2 separate regions of the Homo sapiens genome follow, and region 2 is linked to region 1. A link is an interaction called in ENCODE POLR2A ChIA-PET data of the cell type or tissue named here. Cell type or tissue: IMR-90. All regions are shown on one strand. Links, peaks and the distances in the headings refer to the core of each region. The heading gives the core; the rest is flanking DNA. Region 1 overlaps SH2D4B (SH2 domain containing 4B). Region 2 overlaps TSPAN14 (tetraspanin 14).

The links. Peaks named below come from ENCODE experiments on the same cell type or tissue, not always from the same donor. Only the 100,000 strongest peaks of a DNase experiment are listed, where the experiment ranks them.
Region 2: POLR2A ChIA-PET joins it to region 1 with 6 read pairs; 2 of 35 experiments call an interaction of 5 or more read pairs at or near these places.

Annotation. Positions count from the first base shown.
Region 1 is chr10:80,553,153-80,561,797 of GRCh38, reverse strand. The region is part of intron 1 of SH2D4B (SH2 domain containing 4B); the gene reads right to left. Among named protein-coding and RNA genes, the nearest start is that of SH2D4B, 20 kb to the right of the region's middle. In IMR-90, for the core only: no CTCF peak of the experiment used is centred there; no DNase peak of the experiment used is centred there; H3K27me3 peaks cover 203 bases.
Region 2 is chr10:80,458,717-80,467,361 of GRCh38, reverse strand. All of the region lies in intron 1 of TSPAN14 (tetraspanin 14), which reads right to left. Among named protein-coding and RNA genes, the nearest start is that of TSPAN14, 8.7 kb to the right of the region's middle. RefSeq lists silencers at 195-489, 4,315-4,609 and enhancers at 1,448-2,019, 2,020-2,591, 6,177-6,256. In IMR-90, for the core only: no CTCF peak of the experiment used is centred there; a DNase peak (open chromatin) is centred at 3,771; H3K27ac peaks cover 1,569 bases.

The DNA of each region.
Region 1 (8,645 bases), core at 1,694-4,193:
TCAAACAAGTTGTAGTTTCTTAAATGTTAGTTGCAATGTGGTATCTGAAACCATATCAATAAATTTATTGTACTTTGTTGTATTGATATTTATTAGCCATGTTAATTTCTTAGTTTTGATCAGGGTACCTTAGTGACATAACATGTTACCATAAAAGGAAGCTGGGTATATGAGAATTCTCTGAACTACTTTGCAACTCTTCTGTAAGTCTAAAGTTAATTCAAAATAAAAAGTTTAATATTTAAAAAGCAAAATAAGTTGAAAATCCATTGGTTTATTTTTCATTTTGAATGAATCTTTTACCCATGCATAATTTTGCAACATTACTCATTGGTTCTTTAGAGAATATTGGTTCATTGAGTCAAGCAGATCTTCCAAACACTGACTTATTTTATTTTGCAACATCTGAAAAGTCACATTTGTAAATATCACCATGAATCTTACAAGAAAAGTCATTATGTATTTGGAAACTAATAAGCCCATTGTGGCAGACACAAGTTTTCCAAAAATTTTAATTTTTGCTTTAAAGCTGAATTTTTATCATTGGCATGAATTCTATCCGTTGTTTTCCTTGAAGTGACAGATTCACTTTATTTTCAAATACCCAAGTCTGAAAAAACATATATAGCTTGTCTGTCAGTGTTTCTTCAAGTAAAAATGGTGTTCCACAAATAAAGAGGCTAGTTCAGCAAATAATTTGAACAATCACACATGCTTTTCTCAAAACACTCATCATACATCAGTTTGCAACAGAAATGCTTCATGCATACTTCCCATTTTGTCACACAGTACGAAGTTTACTGTTTCACCAAGGAATGAAACCATCATTGATTTTATCGAGAGTGTGTGATGGTGAAAAATACAATGACTACCACCAAAGATTCACTCACTATTGATTTTGCATTATTAGTACAAATGTAAAGATAAAAGAAAGTAAATAACCTCTTAGTGTTATTGTGAAAATAGTGTTGACCTTGAAGACCTCCAGGAAAATCCTCACAGACCCCAGGAATTCAGGAACAACACTTTGAGAATCACCACCAGTGTATCAGAGCTTAATTGTCTTACAAAATCCTAAAAAAAAAAAAAAAAAAAAAAAAAAAAGCTTGGCCAGGAACGGTGGTTCAGGCCTATAATTCCAGCATTTTGAGAGGCTAAGGCAGGAGAATTGCTCAAAGCCAGGAGTTCAAGACCAGCCTGGGTCACAAAGCAAGACCCCCTGTCTCTACAAAAAGTAAAAAAAAATTAGCCAGGTGTGGTGGTATGCACCTATAGTCCCAACTACTTGGAAGGCTGAGGCTGGAGGATGGCTTAGGCTGGAGGATGGCTTGAGCCCCAGGAGTTCAAGGCTGCAGTGAGCTATAATCATGCCATTATACCAAAGCCTGGGTGACAAAACAAGACTCTGTCTCAAAAAAAAAAAAATCTAAGAATATATAAATAATTCCTATACATGAATTGAAAAATGATGAATAGCCTTACTTTAAAAAATAAAAATAAAAAAAAGGTGCAGCCGGGCACGGTGGCTCACGCCTGTAATCCCAGCACTTTGGGAGGCCGAGGTAGGTGGATCACGAGGTCAGGAGATCGAGACCATCCTGGCTAACATGGTGAAACCCCGTCTCTACTAAAAATACAAAAAATTAGCCGGGCGAGGTGGCGGGCACCTGTAGTCCCAGCTACTCGGGAGGCTGAGGCAGGAGAATAGCGTGAACCTGGGAGGCGGAGCTTGAAGTGAGCTGAGATCACGCCATTGCACTCCTGCCTGGTCGACAGAGCCAGACCCCGTCTCAAAAAAAAAAAAAAAAAAAAGGTGTATTTTAAAAATACAGTACTATATAGCAAGAAAATAGATTTCAACAACATAGTTACAGCTCTTTTAAAAATGCAGAACCACTCTGGGGGGGCAAAGGTGGGAGGATCACTTGAGCCCAGGAGTTTGAGACCAGCCTAGGAACACAGTGAAACCCTATTTCTGCAAAATGTAAAAAAATTAGCCAGACGTGGTGGTGCATGCGTGTAGTTCCAGCTACTCGGGAGGCTTAGGCAGGAGGATCCTTTGAGCCCAGGAGGTCAAGGCTACAGTGAGCCATGATCATACCACTACACTATAGGCTGGGTGATAGAGTGAGACCCTGTCTCAAAAAAAAAAAAAAAAAATGCAGGACCACAAAATTAAATTCAGGTTATCATAGTATAATCATATAATGCCATTTATATAATGATTAAGCAACATATTGCTTATGGACAAAGTCTATATTACAGTAAGAAACAGATATAAGCATGATAAACATTGAATTTGCAATAAGGGTTGCATAAGAGATGGGGAGCAAGATTGTAGAAAGGCACCAAAGTAGGTCTCAACTGAATCTGAATTGTTTAAATAAAAACAAATAAGACACTAACGTTAACATTTGATAAATATACTGTGGGCCCATGGGTATTTATAATATTATTTTCTACTGTGCCTGTTCATTCAAATGTTTTATAATGAGAAATTTTAAAAGCATTGTAAAAAAGATATAATGTGAATAAGCTAATTTTCAATTTGAGATATTAGAAAAAGAACAATAAAATAAGATAAAAGAGAGTAGGAAGAAGGAACAAATGAAGACAAAAGCTAAGATTAGTAAAATACAAAGCATATATAGTATAAATACAACTAAACATTTGTTTTTTGGAAAATGTAATAAAATAAGAAACTGCCTGGCATACCTAAGTAAAAATTAAATAAAACAAAAATATATACCATTAGAAATGAAAAGACAATATAAAACAAGAAGTGATTATAAAAGAATATTATGTGCTACTCTATCTTAATAACTGAAAATTATAGATATAAGCATAAATCTTCATGCTCCGGTTAGACCTTCATGACCTCAGAAACAAGGGTTTCTTAAATATGACAGCAAAAGTACAAGCAACAAATGGTTGCACATATCTATGAACATACTAAAAACTATTAAATTGTATGCTTTCAGTGCATGACTTAAGGCTGTGTGCAGCGGCTCACACCTGTAATCCTAGCAGTTTGGAAAGCCAAGTTGGACAGATTGCTTGAGCCCAGGAGTTCAAGACCAGCCTTAACCACATAAGACCAGCCTTGACCACATGGCAAATCCCTGTCTCTACCAAGAAAAAAACAAAAATTAGCTGGGTATGTGGTGGTACGCACCTGTAGTCCCAGCAACTGAGAGGCTGAGGTGGGAGAATCACTTGAGCCCAGAAGATGGAAGTTGCAGTGACCCAAGACTGAACCACTGCACTCCAGCCTGGGTGACAAAGTGAGACTCTTTCTCAATAAATAAATAAATAAATAAATGCATGATCATTATATGGCATATTAATAACATCTCAATAAAGCTGCTTTTTAAAAAGTTTCCTCTGGTGATTAATAGGATAAGTAGGAAAAATTAAGCTATAGAAGATCTAAACAGCTTTATCAACCAACTTAACTGACATTTATGGAACACTTCACATGACAGCTGAATACTTTCTCTTTCAAGTACATACAGAACATTCACCCAGATAGATAGGATTCTCAGCTATTGAAAAAAAAATCAACAAGCATAAAATATTTGAAATCATGTGTGTTATGTTCTCTGACCACAGTGGAATAAATCTAGAAATCAATGACAAAAAGATACTTGAAAAAATTTCTTTCAAATATTCAGAAACTAAAGAACACAATTCTAAGTAGCCCATGAATTTTAAAAAAAAAATCACAAGGTGAATTATAAAATATTTTAATTGAAGAAATATTTTAAATAACATGTAAAAATTCATGTGATGTAGTTAAAGCAGGGCACTGAAAGACATTTATAGCATCAAATGCTTATATTAGAAAGGAATGTTTCAAATCAATGGTCTAAGCTCCCACACTAAGAAACTTGAAAACAAGAACAAATTAAATCCAAAAGTAAAAGTAAGAAAGAAATAATAAAGATAATGGTAGAAACTGATAAAATGGAAAACAGAGAAACAAAAAGAAACCACAATAAAACAAACGAAAATTAGTTTTTGAAGCCACTGGCGAAATTGATAAATTTCTCAGCAGACTGATCAAGATAGTAAGAGAGAAGACACAACTTTCAGGCATGAAAGAGAGGTCATCACTAAAGATCCTACAGACAAGGGAATTTTATGAGCAACTTTATATCAAGTTGATAACTTAGATAAAATAAGCAAATTATTTGAAAGATGCAAAATATACAACAGTTCACTAAAGAAGAAACATACACCTTGAATAGCTCTATGTCCACTATAGAACTTGAATTTATATGTTAAAATCTGCCCACAATGAAAGACATTACTGGTAAATTCCATCAAACATTTAAGGAAGAAATAATACCAAATGCATACAAACACTTCCAGAAAATGGAAGAGGAGAGAATATATTCTAACACATTTCTTCAGGTTGACATTACCCTGATATTAAACTAAACACATTTCAAGAAAAGTACAGAACAATATCTATCACACAGATTTTTTAAAATCTTAATAAAGTATTAGCAAATTAAATTCAGAAATATATAAAAAGGATAAATTATCATGACCATATATGATTTTATCAGGAATTTAAGGTTGGTTCAACATTCAAAAATCGATCAAAATAGTCCTATCAGCAGACTAAAAAAGAACAAATTATGATCATCTCAGTAGTTACAGAAAAACATTTGACAAATTCAATATCCATTCCTAGTAAAGATTCTCAGCAAACTAGAAATAGAGGGTAGTTCCTCACTCTGATAAATGCATCTATGAAAACCTACAGTTAACATCATACTTAATGACCGGAGATTGAATACTTCCCTCTAAGATTAGGAACAGGCAAGGTTGTTAGCTCTCTCCATATCTATTTAACATTAGACTGAAGACCCTAATCAGTACAATAAGGCAAGAAAATTAAATAAAAGTTGTGAATATTGAAGAGAAAACTTAATTTGTCTCCATTTGCATATGACATAATCATTTACCTATAAAATCTCAAAGAATCTACCAAAAAAAGATATTCAAATTAATCAGTGATTTTTAGCAAGGTCACAAGCTATAAGGTTAATACACAAAAATCCATTGTATTTCTGTATTTTAGCAACAAATAATTAAAAGTTAAATTTTAAGGTGCCATTTACAATAGCATCAGAAAACATGAAATACTAAGAGATATTAACAAAATGTGTGATCTAATCTACAAAACATTGCTGAAAGAAATTGACGACCTAAATAAATGGAGCAATACACCTTTTTCATGGATTGAAAAACTCAATAGTGTTAATGTGCCAATTCATCCCAGGTTGATCTACAGATTCCCAGAAAGCTTTTTACAGAATTGACAAGCTAATTCTAACTTATGTGTAAAAGCAAAGGACCTAGAATAGTCAAAACAATGTTGAAAAGAACAAAGCTGAATGACTCATGCAATTTGTTTTAAGATTTACTATAAAGGTACTGTTTGAAGATTTATCATAAAGCAACAGCCAATGTGGTATTTGTGCAAGAGTAGACATACACAATCAATGAAATAGTATGGAGAGTCCTGAAATAGTCCCACACGTACATGGTCAATTGCTTTTCAACAGTGCCAAGATAATGCAATGGAGAAAGGATTTTTTTCAACAAATAGTACTAGAAAAATTAGACATTCATGTGCAAAAAAAAAAAGAACTTGACTCTTAATTTGCACCATATATACGTCCACATTGTAGCTGTCAAGGAGTGAGAAAGGTCATATATGTATATATACTCAGATTTCCCTGCAAATAAAAAGGCACTTTCCACTTAACAATGCTGGAAAGCCCAAGCCATAAATGTTCATCACATCGTCTTACCTGGGTTTCCTTCACAACCCAGCTGCAAGGTCACTGCATCCAGAAATAACCTAGGGAGATTTTCCTTCTCTTACCTTCCTCCTCTGCACTAATATGGCACGAACACGCCTGTTCTTAAACCCACCTGTTCTTAAACCCACATTTTCTTCTGAAGCTTTCACGTGGGTGTGTTTAACATAGCAGAGGTAGGGTGACCAATAGTACCAGTTTGCTTGGAACTGAGGGCCTTCCTCAGATGCAGGACTTTCAGTTTTAAAACTAGGAAAGCTTCAGGCCGACTAGGACAAAACGGTTCACAGCAGAGATATTAGCAATTTCCCCACGACATTCAACGGAAAAGCAGCAGCAACCCCTCCTCCTCCATGACCTCAGCTTCTTTACTCACAGGTATGCACCAGAGCTAGACCAATCAGACTCCCACTGAATGGAATTCAAACTGAGAGGCATGAAGCCTCTCAGTTTAAAGACAATAATGGATCTTGGAAATGGAAGGCCACATGGATTCAGACCCTGGACAGCATTAGGGGGCTGTGTTTGCAGATGGACAGCATTGGAACCTGGTCTGCAGAAGCAAGTGCACAGAGAGAAATGTGAACAGTAGGCAGGGAGAGAAATGTGAACAGTAGGCGGGGAGAGAAACAACTCTGGCTGCAGACAGCTTCCTGGTTCTAGACCGTACTTGCTGTTCTTGTTCTCTTGGAGATGATTTGGAAGAATCCTCCTAAAGGATGTCCTTATTGAAAAGCCTGGCCACCCAGCTATATTGTAGGAGTCTGATGAGCAAAACCCTGGCATCTCTCATAGCGGAAGCACACTGCACACAGTAGGTCCTTGCTACATATGAGTGGAATTAATTACATGCTGTGATGGTGAATTTTATGTCAACTTAAGTAGGTTATAGTGCCTAGTTGCTTAGGTTTTACTGTAAAGTTATTTCATGGATTTTTTTTTTTTTTTTTTTTTTTTTGAGACTCGCCTTGTCGCCCAGGCTGGAGTGCAGTGGCGCAATCTCGGCTCACTGCAACCTCCGCCTCCTGGGTTCACGCCATTCTCCTGCCTCAGCCTCCTGAGTAGCTGGGACTACAGGTGCCCACCACTACGCCCGGCTAATTTTTTGTATTTTTAGTAGAGACGGGGTTTCACCGTGTTAGCCAGGATAGTCTTGATCTCCTGACCTTGTGATCCACCCGCCTCGGCCTCCCAAAGTGCTGAGATTACAGGCGTAAGCCACCGCGCCCAGCCATTTTATGGATGTTATTAGCATTTTCAATCAGTTGACTTTAGATAAAGCAGATTACCTTCCACATGTGGGTAAGCCTCACCCAAGCAGTTAAAAGCCTTAAGAGCAAAAAAATGGAGATTTCCCCAAGATGAAATTCTGCCTCAAGACTGTAACATAGAAATGCTGCTTGAGTTTCCACCTTGCTGGGCTGTCCTACAGATTTCAGACTTGACAAGCCCCACAATCACATGAACCAATTCCTTAAAACAAACTAAAATAATTATGTAAGCACACACACACACACACACACGTACATCCAATTGGTTCTGTTTCTCTGGAGAACCTGAACTGACACATTTGGTAATGCTAGCTGGTTATAAAGAGATTGAATCAGAACTTCAGAACAGTAAGAAACCAGGAGACACTATGGACCACAAGATACAGTGCAGATGTCCCCCTCTGTGCCTACAGCACCAGCTCCTAAAGGCAGGACCCATGCTGAGGATACGGCCCCTCTCAGAGAATCCTGCGAGGAAGCGGCTGCCCCAACAGCGATGTGTTCTCTTAACACAGATGCCTTTTGTTCTAAGCTGTAAACTTTAATCTTCTGGAACTTCAGTCTTCTGGAAAAGTTCTTCTAGAACTCCACTAAGCACAGGAGGAATGTGCTCTGCTAATGTTTATCAAGTACTCACAACATACTTTGCTTCACTGGGACCATCATTTCGTCTTCCTTACAAATCTGGGATGCAGAACTTATTATCATCATCTCCAGTTTAGGTAAGAGGAAACTTAGGCTCAGAGACTCATGAGTATCTTACCAAAGCCAAATTAATAAGTGGGAAACAGCCACAGTTAGAAAGTGGGTAGCCAAAATTGGAACCCAGACACTCTTACTGTCATACATGCCTCTGGCATAAAGGAGGCAAAAGTCCAGCACTCTGTGGGCACAGGGGCTGCTGCCAATAGTGCCAGGCTATTTGATATTGTATTCAGCACTGCCTTTGCTGTGTATGAGCAACACAGACATGGGGCTGGTCACGCTAAGCCACCACCATCACTCCCTCCAACCTTGTAACTGTGAAATGGCGCCCCCTCTACCCCAGCTCAAGGACACACCTCCTATGAAGCCTGGACCCTCTCTTGCTAGAACAAGAACAAACCCAAGAACAGCTCCCACCGGGGCCATGATGCCCCACGTGTAGCAGGACTTGGTGTAACTGTCATTGGGAAATCCACAACGCCCCACCTCCAACCCCTACTTCCCTGTCTGCAATTTGTTCAATACAGAGACACAGCAGAATCAATGTGCCAGTGAGGAGCCCAGACCCTGCTGTCAGTCCTGTTCCTTAAAATCTCTGGGATCAAAATCGCTTAATCTGTAAAATGAGGGAGCTGCACATGTCCTGGGGACAAGGGACAGGACATCCTAAATCTTTAGCATCTCACAGTTTTGAGGGTGAGAATCCCACCATGGTGCCCAGAAAAAAAGCACACCAGTGAAATACTAGGATAGAAATAAATGATGCCAGCCAGGCATGGTGGCTCACACCTGTAATCCCAACACTTTGGGAGGCCATGGTGGGTGGATCACC
Region 2 (8,645 bases), core at 2,527-5,026, 95 kb after region 1:
CCCAGTCTTGTTTGGGTCCAACAACCTGTAAACTAAAAATAAAATTCTAAGCCCCATAACCAACTAAACAGACCCTCTTGGCCACGAGGACCCCAGAGAAACCTGAAAAACAGCTCTTGGCCACAACAAGGAGGAGGTTGGAAAGGCCTCATTACATACCTCCTCCCTTTTGGGATTTAGACACAAAAACTGACCATCATTAATATTAAAATAGAGATTATAAGACTAAGAAACAAGACTCTTTGTGACAATAAGATACCGAAATATAAAGAGGACTGAAGGCCATGCCAGACAAGGGTTAAGTCACTCACCCCACAGCTCTAACCCAGTGTATTGGTTAACGGACTTCCTTATCTTACCAGTCCTTTCTGCTGACTCTAAATTTTTGGACAAAGCTTTACTCCTTTAACGAATTACAAATTAAAGAATCTCCGAACCCACCTATGACCTGTAAGCCCGTTTCATGATATCCCACCCTTCTGGGCTTAAACAATGCATATCTTCCATGTACTGACTTATGCCTTTGCCTGTAACTTTTGCCTCCTTAAAATGTATAAAACAAAACCGTAATCCAACGGCCTCAAGCACCCTTTCCCCACACCTCTTGAGACCGTGCTTTTCCCAGGACGCAGACACTCACTGGATTGGAATAAACCTCTTTAAAATATTTTAGAGACTTTGGTTTTTCTGTTAACATACCCCACCCCCCACCAAAGTGGGGGTGTTTCAATGCCTTTCACGATGAGCACCAGCTCTTTTTACTTTGAGTCTTGTAGGTGCTACAACATTTGTTAAAATGAGGGCTGGGTGCTGTGGCTCACACCTGTAATCCTAGCACTTTGGGAGTCCGAGGCAGACGGACAGCTTGAACCCAGAAGATGAGTTCGAGACCAGCCAAGGCAACATTGCAAGAGTTCGTCTCTATGAAAAATTTTTAAAAATTAGTCGCGCATGGTGATGCGTGCCTGTGGTTTCAGCTACTGGGAAAGCTGAGGCAGGAGGATCACTTGAGCCTGGGAGGTGGGGGCTACACTAAACCATATTCATGCCACTACACTCCAGCCTGGGCAACAGAGCAAGATTCCATGTCAAAAAATAAAATAAAATGAGGACACTCCAAGGTGCAACCCTATCTGGGGCTGAGGCTTGCTTCTTGATTTGTAAGACTTGGCTGATAAGAGAATCAAATAAGACAGCCAGGATGGGTTTTGAAAGGGTAAGCTATAATGCTAAACACATGAAAACTAGTGGGAGTTATGAGTTCTATACAAAACAACTCTATTTCAAAGGCAGGTGCCTTACAGATTCTGTCTGTGGTTTAGAAAGGAGACAGTATGGGTTGGGGCGGGCACACCTCAGATAGAGAAGTCAGACAGCGGGTGAGAGTGGCCTTCACCCCGCCTGCAACCCCACACATAGCTGAAATTGTACCCCAAAAGAGAATGCTCATTTTGCCCACCAAAAAGTGGTGGGGGAGAGAAGGGAGAGATTCAGATGTGAAGAAGCAGGGTACAGTTCCCCTCAGTTAGAGAAAGGTCCTCACAACCATAAGGACCAAAATAAAAAATATTCTTAACCAATCCTGCCTCTGTTTTCAACAAAGACCAGGAGATTAAGAACGAGCATCCTTTGTGCCTGAGAGTGGCTTTTTCTGCCAAAGACCCGGAGGCTAACTCTCTCTCTCTTTAGTGTGCACCTCAGTGGCCCAAAACAGGTGAGACCTCTCTCTGTTCCCACTGTAGGTGTCACTATCTTTCTGATCCAGTAAGAGGGGATACTCTGTGCTTCTCTCAGCATGGCTGGGAGATAGGGGTACAGCCAGAGGAATTAGGGGTGCAGCCAGGGGGCTGCCATGCCTTTGGCTCAGTGGGCAGATTCATGTCACAAGGGTTTCCACCCCACCAGCGCTGTGTGCTGGCTGCCTGCTGCCCACTGCCAGCCTGAGATTCAAGAGCCCGGAGATGGCAGAACAAAGGAAAATGGCTGTGGCTCCTGCAGCGGGGGTGGCTGCAGGCTGAGCTGCCAGCACACAGGCTTTTCAGCAGCTGAGTGCTCGCGTGAGGAACGGGAGCACTGGGCTGAGCACTGAGGCACAAAGCAAGTGGGGGGCCTGGGAGACTAATAGCAACCCAGGCACGTGCCTGGCCCCCACCCAAGGGCACAGCTGGGCCGGGAAGACTCGGCAGAACTCACTCCCCAAAGCAGTGGGCAGGTGGCCGACAAGCCTGGCACCGGCCACTCCTGCTCCTTGCCCAGCTGCTCAGAACTCTTACCCAGAGGTGTTCCAGGCAAGCACAGGGACTTGAGAAGGGCGAAGGGGGATCTTGACAGAGGCAGAAACTAGAATCTGAGAACACATGATGGGCCTTGGAGTGGCTCAAGGCTGTCTGCAAATGGACCTCTATTAAGCATAAAGGGCTCCTGCTACCAGCAACAATAGTTGCACTGACCACTCCCTCTCCCACTCTCCTCCTTCTCTAGTTCCCTCCCACCCTTCCCCCAAAAAAATCTACAATGGGAAGCAGCAGGAAACCAGGGCAGAGCCCCTGAATAGCTCCACTGTGAGGCCCCAGGTCCCGCCTCCTCAGCTCCACAGGTCAGCCCTCACTGCCACCAGGCCACAATAGAAACCTCTGTGCTACCAAGGACCCAGGCCCAGACAATGAGCTGCACATGGGAAGCTCTGGCCTTCTCACGGGGACTGCATGTAACCGCAATGGTGAGAAGTTCTCTGAGTAGAAGGGTGGGAGAGCCATGGCAGGGACACAAGCCTCAAACCCACCAGGTCAGGGTCTATTTAGGAGGTCTATCTGCCAGCCAGCCCTAAAGTCTCCCTGCTTCCCACCCTGCCCTGGCATGGGGCAGTGAAAGCCACACAGGGAAACAACCAGAGAGCTCCCAACACAGAGTGGGCACCTCCAACATGCTCTCACGACTGTCCCTCCTTCCCCACCCATCCCAGGAAGAACCGTACCCCATTTCTGTTCTGAAAGGAAGCTCCCGCTCAAAACACAAAACCCATCTATTATTTTCACCAGGTGCCTTTTACACAGGCTTTTAAAATCACAGGGTGGCAACCAGGCCCAAGGCGGCCTGAACAGGGAGGTGTGCAGAGCAGCGAAAGGCCAAGGGAGGCCAGAGAAGGAGGCCGATCCTCACACCAACCCCTGACACTGCGGGAAAATCTGCTCCTCTAAAAGCTGACGCCAGCTCCAGCTTGCTGCAACCAACGCTCCCCCTTCACACCCCACATAGGTCCTGCAAAGTCGTGAGGTTGCTGGAACCCACTATGAGAAGCCTGCTCCCCGCCTCCCTACACCCCAACTCGCTCTGGCTGACTCCTCACACTTTTAGGGGCACAGGCTGCATGAGCCAGAGGGCCAGCCAAGGGCTGTAAATATGGAGGTCACGGAGACAGGCTGGCCTGAACTGAACCAAAGATGGACTTGGGTGGGAACCAACACGCTGGCACCTCTCATGCCTTCCCAGTAGTTTCTCCAGCTCTTGTCTCTGTAGAAGGCCAAGATCCCTCCAAAAGAAAACTTTGTAAACTTTCATTCCCCCTTTCGGAATCAAAGCCGCATGTTTCTTTTCCTTTTACACACCTAATGCAGTAACTCCACATCTAGTCATTTCCACTACAGACCTGCAGCATGCATAAGACACTCCTGCAGCTTAGCCTATAGAAACAAAACACTGAAAGCAACCTCAAAATCCATCAATAGAGAGCTGGTAAAGTGAGTCATCATTCACTGTGCAGCAGAATCATGCACTGCTGTTAAAAAGAATGGACTAAACTATGTGTGCTAAAATGGAACAATCCTGGGATAAATTCTCAGAGTAAAAATCAGGAAGTGCAAAACAGCATAATTAGTATACCACTGGGGTAATAAACAAGAGAGGAATACAGTCATGCTTGACTAGGCACTGAACATCTGGTGACAGCGGCCTCAGGGGAGCAGAACTGAAGGGGTCAGGGATAGAAATAGGAGTTTTCACCGTGTATCTTTGTTATGTGTTTTTCATCATGTATACATTTTTGTAAATAAAAATGTTAAACCTAAATTAATATTTAAAATGCCTAAAGTTTGTGGCTGGACACACAATTTTACCCGTAGCTGTCTGCAGGCAGCTTCTGGTGTTTCCCTAGAACAAGGCAGAGTAATGGGGAGGGGAAACGAAACAAGGGGAAGGAGGGGGTCAGGCAGTGGCAGCCTCAGGGATACAGACTCACCAACTCACAGGGCTCCCTGCTTTCGACTCCACCCCAAGTCCTGAAATAGAAAGTTTTCCTAAGAAGAGCAAGAACAGATTCTGACAAAGGCACAAAAGAAACCAGACCATCTGCTGCCAAGCCCACTTCATGATAAATCTGTAAGACCCTAAGATTCAGGCAATGTAGGCGATGCAGGAGACGGGACTGAAACCCAGGCATCCCGGGCATCCACAGGGACCCTTCTCTGAGCCCTCCCCACTCAGTCATCAGTGGAGCTCGAGGTCCTAGTGCTATGAACACATCCCAGTTTCAGCAACTAAAGAAAGCTATTTCAACAGATTTCTAGGCCTGGCCCAATTCCAAGGACAGGCTAAAAACAGTTTCTCCAAAATCCCAGCTCAAAACCCCATTCCCTAACCACTAAACTCCATGTACCTTCCAGGAAATGGAAGCTGCAAAATGGAGCTGTGAGATGCACTTGTAGATTTATTCCTCACTAAAGAGATACATATATGTTGTTTAAAAGCTTCCTTTAACTGACGTGTCAATAAATACTCTGCACTCAGAAGCACTGATATACTTCCTCCAAGTGATTTTTCCCCCTAAGGAACAATACAAAAACCATTCCAGCCTTTCCTGCTGCTGAGGGGAATGACACAATGACCATTAGAACCAGGACTGGCCAGACCATTTGAGTGAGAGATGTGTATGGCAGGGAGTGCTGCATAAACAGAACTCTATCTATGTAGAATAACTCCTCCACCCCACCCCACCCCATCCCATCCCATCCCACCCCATTCCTACGCCCTAGGCCACCAGGGCGGACAGAAATAAACACCTCCTAATGACCTCAAGCTCAAAGACCGCCCAGACCACAGGGAAAGAAGGCCAGAGAGGGGGAATGGGTATATTTGGTTCCCCTTACAGAATAAGATGCTTTCTGAAGACTGCTAAATATGTTCAATAAGTAGCCCCTGAATTAAGAAGCACAAATCAAGTGCCCAGGAGTTTGACACCAGCCTAGGCAACATAGCAAGATCCAATCTCTACAAAAAATTCTTTAAATTAGCTGGGTGTGGTGCTGCATGCCTGTGGTCCCTGCTACTCAGGAGGCTGAGGCGGGAGGATCACTTGAGCCAGGAAGGTGGAGGCCTCAGTGAGCTGTGATAGGGCCACTGCACTCCAGCCTGGGCAACAGAGTGAGACCCTGTCTGAAGGAAAAAAAAAAAAGGCACAAATGAGATCTCACAACAGTGAGAACCATACTGGCACCTGAAGCCCTCGTATCTCTTTCTGCTCCTCTCGGTGGCTCAGTGCAAGCCCTCAGCAGGTCTTGCCTGTAATCCCACAATCCTCTGTGAAACCAAGACCAGCCCCTCTCCAACCGTCTTTCTGCAGGAGTGAGCAGAGCCCAACCCAGGCACTAATCTTCAACACACCAAATCCTGGCACCTGCCTTTGCCACCTCATCAGTCATGCCATGGAGGGGAGCGTCAGGGCTACCCTACACCAGAGGAGCCCTCAACTAAACCTGCCCGCCCCACCCCATCCTGGGCACATGCCACTTGTTCCTCTTTGCTCACACACTTAGCACCCCAGAGCCCTTGGGAATGAATCCCCCACCACTACCACCAACTCTGATTTTGGCATGCCCCCCTCAAAAACCTATCCACGTTTATACCATCACTTGTATTTCACAAGAAGCTACTAGAGTTACAAAACACAATGACTGTGGTAGGCAGGATGGCTGCAGAGAGCAGGGTTCTGGCACCACCACTGTTCCACTGCAAGGGTGGAAGCTGGCTACAGAGCCTTTAGGAAGGAGGGAAGGCCCCATCCACAGCCGACAGGTTTTCCTTACAACAGCAAGGGCCTGGTTCCTGAAAAGCTGACTGTTGAGACAAGATCAGCCTCAAGAAAAGGAGGCAGGCCAAACAGGGTCACCTGTGCAGGGTAGGCTGGAGGGAGCCGGCCCTCAAGAGAGGCAGAGTCTGATCAAGTAGACAGGAGGGCCAGAGAGAAAAGGAGGAGCCTCACTCATGGAGGAGGAACAAGGTAGGCTGGAGGCAGGGACTTGTAGGCCTCAGACAGAAGGAAGCTGGTGAAGCTCCCATAGGCAAAATGCCCAGGAGCTCCGGCTAGAAGGCAGCAGGAGTGTGCAGTCCAGGCAAGAGGAAGAGATCCCCCACAGCACCTCCCTCTGCCCAGCTCAGACAAATGGGACAGTCAATCCCCAGGCTGATGGAGGCGGGAGCGAGAACCACAAAGTTGTCAGACTGGTTTGCCCAGGACAGGGAGAGCAGGGAACACAAATTGCAGCAGGAGCTCAGCTTCAGGGGGCAGAAAAAAGCAGCAAAATTGGTGGGCTGTAGGGAAACAAGGACCCAGGTCCATGCGATTTCCTGGGTGCAGAGGGGAAATCCAGCAGGCCAAGAGCAAGGGAGCCAAGGGACAAGGGGCCAGCAGATGCTGAAAAGGACCAAGGTTTCTGGAAAAAAAGAGAGTGACACTTACAAGAAGGGACACCTACAAGGAGAGAAACCTGTCCCCTACTCTTACACTGGCCCAAGCTCAGGACCACTCACACCTGTCTCCTGAGGGACAGGCCAGTGCAAGAAGAATGGACAGGACACTGCCAACCACGGGATACTGACAGAGATTCTGTCCCTCACCAAACTTTATTCCTCTGAGCCCTCTACTCATCTGGTCCTGACCTAGGGTTCCTAACTCCATTCTCTCTAAGAGCCTAGTTTTAGCAAAACTCCTGTTAACCAGAATCCCCCAACCTCAATATCTAATCACCCTGGATATCTGAACGTATTTCTCATCCTGTACTATCTCCCAGGTAAAACCTGATCACCCTGGCCTGCCTGCAGCAAGAATTCAGTTAGCTAAGTTTAGTAAAAATTTCCCTACCCTCTTAGAAATTTTCAGGAGCCCCCACACTCCGCTCCTTGGCTATAAGTTCCCACTTTTCTTTGTTGTATTTGGAGTTGGCCCACTCTCTCCCCTCTACTGCAAAATCCATTGCGATAATTCCTACATCTATCGTAATAGTCCTGATACAGTCTACCTTACCAGTTTAACAAGTGTCAGAATTAAGTTTTTCTTTCACCAGCTCCCTAAGTCTTCCTGGACCCACTGCTCCCACCCCTCACTCAGGGTGTGTAAATTACTTGGTCTGGGGCTGTGGCTGACCTCCCCTAACAAGCCCCAGAAAAAGACCCTGTCTGCCTGGCCCAGGGACACAGGAGAGGACCCTCAGCACAGCTGGTGGGCACCCAGACTGGGGACAGACACACTCCTACTGCTGAGAGTCCCATAGCATCCCCAGGATCACCACTCAGACCTCGGGGTACAAACAAGAGATTCGGGAGAGGCCCATTTCCTTCCACTGCTGTGGGGCCTCTCTCCTGGATGTTAGGGCTCCGAACTCCTCTCAAGGCCGTGCAGTGTACAGGAGCACAGGCCCAACAGCTGGGACTGTCAACGCATAGTCAGGCAGGAAAAACCCAGAGAAGGTTCACTAGCCCCTTGTTCCAGTCCCTCCCCAAACCTTACCCATGCAGGACAGCCCAACTCCAGCTCTCCCAAATGCCAGGAAACACAAAGACTCTGAGGCAGCACCAGGAGCTCACCTCTTACCAGAATCCCAGAAGCCACTTTAGAGACAACTGCCCCAGCTCTCAGGCTCCCAGCTCAGGCCAGCACAGCCTAAGGAGGGAGGAGCCAGTTCCTCCAGCTATCTAGCTGAAAGGCACAGGCTCTAGGCCTTCTCCCTGGCTGCTCAGTTGGGAGGCAGTACAGACCGCAAGGGGTGAAGAGTTTCAACCCCAGCCTGCCCAGGCCCACTTAAGCTCTGGTCTCCAGGCCTGGCCTGCTGCCTCCTAAAAGAAAACCACAGCCCCACCCAACCCTACCCAACCCCACCAAGCCCAAGGGCGGAGGAAGTGAGGTTCCCAGAATCAGCTGCTGGTGAACACTTGCTGAGTGCCGCCAGAGATGGCAGCTGTCTCACACCAGTGTCAGGCCTAACTCAGGGGCTTTGGATCTTGCTTCTCAGGGTACTAATGCTTCACTGCAACCCCGTGAGACAGAAAAGGCAGACTTGATTCTTCTCACTTTACAGATGAGAAAAGTAGACAACTTTTTTTTTCCAGGAAGAAAAAAAAAAAAAATCAAAGACTTGTGTAGGTCACTCAACTAGAAAGTAGGTGCAACTTGAAAGCTTGCCTCACCACCGTCCACTCTGCAAGCTGGACAGTGTTATTCATCTTCACATCTTCACGTTTAATTGAGAGCGGCACTGGACACTGCCCCCCTGCCAGGGCCTGCGCTCCACCAAAATGGCTACTTGCCCTGTCTAAATCAAAAGCATACGCAATTAAGGGAGAAAATGGATGTGGAGATATTATGAATAACCTCCCTG